2 separate regions of the Homo sapiens genome follow, and region 2 is linked to region 1. Evidence: chromatin loops called from intact Hi-C (ENCODE). Cell type or tissue: PC-3. All regions are shown on one strand.

Region 1 (2,500 bases):
CAGAGAGGGGCAGCTGTTTGATAGATCACCTAGCCCCGTCAGGACTAGACCCCGGGTTTTCAGGTATGTCTTAAAGAACAGGCAGAACAGAAAAGGCTTTCCGTGTGCTTCCGAGATTCCCTCTTTGCCAGCCTGCACTGAGGCCCCAGCTCTTCAGAAGGAGTTTGCAGCAACTTTCTCTGTGGAGGCATCAGCCCCGCCCCCGGCCCACGTGTGCAGTAGATCGCCCCGTGTTGGGAGCCCCCCCTTCCCGTTGATGAGTGTTTTATTTTGCTCCCTCCCCCTCCCCGTGTGCCTCAAAATCAATTTTCATTATTTTTTCTGTCTGTGTTTGTCTTTGTGGTTCGCAGGTGCTCCCTTGCATTGTTCATCCTGCTTCATCAACCCCTATTGAGCAGTCCCCCTCCCCGCCCCCCTCCCCTCCGGCCAATGAGAGCCAGAGGCGGTTGCTAGGCAACGGTGTGGCCCAGCCAACCCCGGACTCAGACTCTGAGGAAGAGTTTGTCCCTAATTCATTCTTAGTTAAAAGTGGCTCCGCCAGCCTGGGGGTCGCGGCGAACGGTAAGTCCCTCTCTCTTCCTACTTTTGAGGGTTTGTTTTTAAAATTGTCCTTCCGTTGCGGATGCCTGCTTGGGCCACTTGCCGGGCGGAGGGGCCTGGTGCGTGGTGGGATCCGGGGGAGCTGGGGGCCTGACGTGGCTCCGCGGGCTCAGGCAGCCCCGCTCTTGCCCCGCGGCGCCGCTGGAGTGTGCAAGAGTTGGAGGGCTGCTTCTGTCCCCAACCCCCATGAGAGACATCGGACAGGCAGATGTACCGACAAAGATGCACAGACAGACATCACGAGAAGGAAACATCAGGTGAAGGCCCAGACAGGTAAAGGTAGAGACAAAGATTGACACAGACAGAAAAAAAAAAAAAAGGTTAAGACATAGGCAACACCAACCAACTACCTACTCTGTGCCAGGGACTGTGCCAGGCACTGTCACAACCATGCCCAGAGACTCAGTATTTTAGTGTCCCCATTTTCACTGGAAAAACTGAGAAGGATTACCCCATTACCCATAAAACAGCGCTGGCTTTAAAAGTTCTCCAGTTTCACAGAGCCTGGAGACAGGCGGCCCTGAAGCCCCAGCCAGCTGCAGGGCTAAATGCCGGCTGCAGAGAGAGCCACTGGGTTTAAGCATGGATCTGCAAGCTCTCTTATTCTGAGCTCTGTCCTGGTGTTCTTAAGGTGGGAGGTGGGGTATGGCAGAAGAGCTCCAGGGTGACCAGCTTGTATCCCCTGATCAGGTGCTGTTAGACTTGAGCCAAGGTGCTTGCCCTCTCTGTCCAGCAGAGGCCAGTCAGCTTCTTTGCAAGGAAACCCAGGAAGGAATTCAAACCTCTAAGAGGTGGGGCAGGATGTACATGAGGTAACCTAGGATCACCTTAATAGCCCCAGGATTTCCTGATGTTTGGAGAAGAGAGGAAATGAAACTGTTTCCCCACAAATAACACTGTAGGTTTTGTGTTGATTTGGCAAACATTTATTTATAAGTGCTTGTGTGGTACTAAATTCCAGGCCAGATTCTGAAAAAGGAGGCAGAGGTTCAAAGAGGGATAAGACAGTCTATGGGCTCTGGAACCAAACAGCTTTGAATTACATACAAGCTTTATTGCTGTGGGACATTAGATAAGTCACATTGCCTCTCCAGGCTTATTTCTTCAAGGGTCAAGTGGCCATTGTAGTGCCCACCTCATGATGAGCACCCATCACAGTGCCTGGAACACAGAAGGAGTGTGGTAACTGTTAGTCATTGCCTGGTCCCCTCCACCTGCCTCTAGGGGATTTACAGACAGCCTGTCTGTGAAAGCTCCCAGCACACTGCTTGGCACTTGGGGATGCTCCAAGAAATGTCAGATGCCATCTTTTCTCTTGGGAGTACATCATTATAGCCGAAGGTGGCAAAGGCGGTAGGAACCTAGTATGTTCTGTGACTGAGGAAGAAGCCTCTACTCTGCCTAAGAGAATTAGGAAATGCCTCCTAAAGGAGGCACTTACAGGACTTGAAGAAATTAGTGAGGTGTGCCAGACAGAGATTACCAAGGGTGTTCTGGGCAGAGGGAACACATGGACAAAGAACTTGAGGTGGGGACAAGGGAAGCCTGCCCCAGCTCTTTTAAACCTGAGAGCCTGGGCTGTAAATAGGTGTGAACCTTGGAAGGGTATGGAAGGCCATGTGGTGAAAGTCACCTGAGCTCTTCTGAGAACTGGCTTGAGTTCCCCCACCAAATGACAATGAAGGGCGGTCATTACCTACCCTCCTTTTCTAGCTAGGACCTCCCCGCTTCCACTGTCTTTGGAAATCAGAGAGATCTTTGTCCTTGATGATTCTCTTCTGACAGGATTTTACACCCTGCATTCTCCATGACCAAGACCCAAACCTCCTCCTTTTTTCTCAGTGCTCCCTGGGGTGGGCTTGTTTTCTTGGTGGTTCAATGTCCCTACTCCTCTATGCCT
Region 2 (2,500 bases), 250 kb after region 1:
GGTTATGTTTGAGGAACTGGAAGAGAATGTGGGTCCTTAGAGACTTCTACAGCAAACTGAAAATGAAGCTGTGATCTTACTCTGTGTCCAGCCCTGCTCAGGATACTGGGCATCAGAATTGAATCAGAATCAGACATGGTCCGTTTCCAGGAAATGCTCCCTGTCCACACAGCCAGGCCTGAGGCCTCCACTGAAGGCCGTCTTCCGTCTCATGCTCTGAGACATTTATGATTTGTAGAGTATTCTAAGGCCTTGCTGCTCAAAATACAGACAAGCAACACTGGCCTGCTCTGGGGATTGTTAGAAATGTGGACTCTCAAGTTCCCCGCCCCAGAGCTACAGAATTGAAATGTGCATTTTAGCAAGGGCTCCAGGTGGCACATTAAAGTTGAAAAAGAACTGCTCGAAGGCCATGGTTCCCAAATCTGGCTGTGCCTCCAAGTCACTTGGAGAGATCTCAAAGGTATAGATGCCCACACCCTTCAATCATTATGGGTAGGGCTATTTTTAAATCTCTCCAGGCCATTCTGATGTGTAGCCATGTTTGAGAACCATCACTCTAAGATTGTTAGCAGTGAGCGTTTCCTATGTATACTCCAGCCAGGGAGGCTGATTCAGCAGAACTTTCTGGAGTACTTATTCTGCATCAGCCCAGTTCAAAGCCGCAGAGACTGGTAATCAGTCCCTCCTCTTGAGGAGTTCAAGGTTTCATCCAAAAGACAGACAATTAAACAGAAAAGTTTAATTGGTGCTACAGATACTAAAAGTATAAACTTTGTAAGCTCTAGTGGAGACACAATGAAGGAAGAGGCCAGTTCTACCAGTGGGGAAGAAGAGGGGGTTCAGGAATGGGATTACAGATAAGCTGAACCTCAGAAGATGAGCAGGTACTCCCAGGTGAATATGGGCAGAGGAACCTTTTAGATCCTGGGCAGCAGGGTGGGGAAGTAGAAAGAACACAGACTTTGGAGTCAAGCAGAACTCGGTTGGAATTTCATCCTGCCACTTAGGAATCTGTGGTCCCAGTCAAGTCACTTCACCTCTTCCAGTCTCAGTTTTCTGAAATATAAGGGAGGAAAGTACCTACCTTATATGGTAGTTGTGAAGAAAATGAGGTCATGTGTGCATCAAGTGCTAGCGCAGTGTCTGGGACAGAATGGGCATCCCTAGGTGGTCACAGATGCATTCTTATCAGTGGTAGTCATCTCTGCAGCTCTGTTCTGCAGACAGGTGGCGCTGCAGCCTGGTGGAGTCTAGATGGGCATCATAGATGCAGCTGCAGCTCCCAGGGCCAGGTGGCAGGAGGACGAAATGAGCTGAATGTTCAGAGAGCTCTGCAAACTAGAAAGGGCTGTTGAGATGTATAATTTCATTTGATCCCAACGACAAGCCTGTGAGCCTAGCCGAGCAGGGACTTAGTCATTCGACAGCTAAGGGACCTACGATTTGAACTATTTAGGTGACTCACCTAAATGAGAGCCTACACCTTCTAAGCTCAAAGCTAGTTGTTGTTTTCCCTATGCTTAACTTACCAGCAGACCTCAGATTTGTCCTTGGGCTGAAAGATGCAGCCACAGCTCTTACGGACTCTGGGATAATCCTGCCAATGCCACCCTGTCCTGGAATTGACTGATCTGAGAAACTCCACATGAGTGACACTTCTCTGGAGCAGTGCAGGGAGACAGGAGCTGGAAACTCAGGGGGCTAATCTAAGTGGACAGGGCCCCCTCACCATACCCCCTCAGGGACCCTTTTCTGCCGAGGTAAATAGCACCAGTTTATCATGAGTGATGTGCAAAGAAATGAAAAAAATCACCCCGCCTCAGAGCTGTCATCAGAAAAGCAGAAAGATCAAGGCTGCCCCAGGATTACACAGTAGGATCTAAGGTCACCGCCTTTTATGTAGCCAGAATTGATGTCATCTGGGAAGCTTAAATCTGTGCTACATTATAGGGTAAGTCTCAGGGGACATTTCAAAATAGACAGGATACCTGTCCTGTTTACTGCTAACCCCAGAAGAGAAGTAAAAGAAGAGCTAAATAATGCGAATGCAAACACTACCTAAGTAATCTAAAAATAGACATGCCATCTACTTAAAACAAGTGGCTGCCATGGGCTAGAAGGCACGAAGCAGAACATTGGAAAAACAAAAACGAACAAAATCCAGTCTCTTCCCTTCAAGTATTGACGATTGGGTTTTGGAGGCACACACATAAATGAACAGTCACAGCATTATGTCCTATCGTCCAGCAATGAATGGATGCAAATCTCCATGCACGGGGAGAAGGCTGGGGAAGGTTTGCAGAGGAGGGAGCATTTGAACTGACAGGTGAAGGGTGAGTAGGAAAGGGAGGGGCGGGGCACACTGCAGAGCAGGAGCAGCAGGTGCAGGCAGACTTGAGGCATGCTGCAGGGACAGGTCTGTGGCCAGGTGTAGGGAGGATGGGAGGGGAGGGAGGATGGGAGGGTGGAGCAGCACAGCAGAAAGCTGGGATTTGTG

The links. Peaks named below come from ENCODE experiments on the same cell type or tissue, not always from the same donor. Only the 100,000 strongest peaks of a DNase experiment are listed, where the experiment ranks them.
Region 2: a loop joins it to region 1, with 12 times the contacts of the local background. A loop is called at or near these places in 5 of 110 quality-filtered maps.

The regions. Positions count from the first base shown.
Region 1 is chr11:78,960,204-78,962,703 of GRCh38, reverse strand. The region is part of intron 6 of TENM4 (teneurin transmembrane protein 4); the gene reads left to right. Among named protein-coding and RNA genes, the nearest start is that of TENM4-AS1, 130 kb to the left of the region's middle. In PC-3, CTCF peaks have their summits at 1,131 and 1,333 (motif pointing right); a DNase peak (open chromatin) is centred at 1,383; H3K4me3 peaks cover 2,192 bases; H3K27ac peaks cover 2,009 bases.
Region 2 is chr11:78,714,640-78,717,139 of GRCh38, reverse strand. The region is part of intron 25 of TENM4 (teneurin transmembrane protein 4); the gene reads left to right. LOC124902724 (a long non-coding RNA gene) reads right to left here. Exons shown (of 3, transcript XR_007062800.1): 2 at 1,088-1,341. Among named protein-coding and RNA genes, the nearest start is that of NARS2, 140 kb to the right of the region's middle. RefSeq lists an enhancer at 812-2,011. In PC-3, CTCF peaks have their summits at 1,017 and 1,228; DNase peaks (open chromatin) are centred at 1,339 and 2,369; H3K4me3 peaks cover 602 bases; H3K27ac peaks cover 2,131 bases.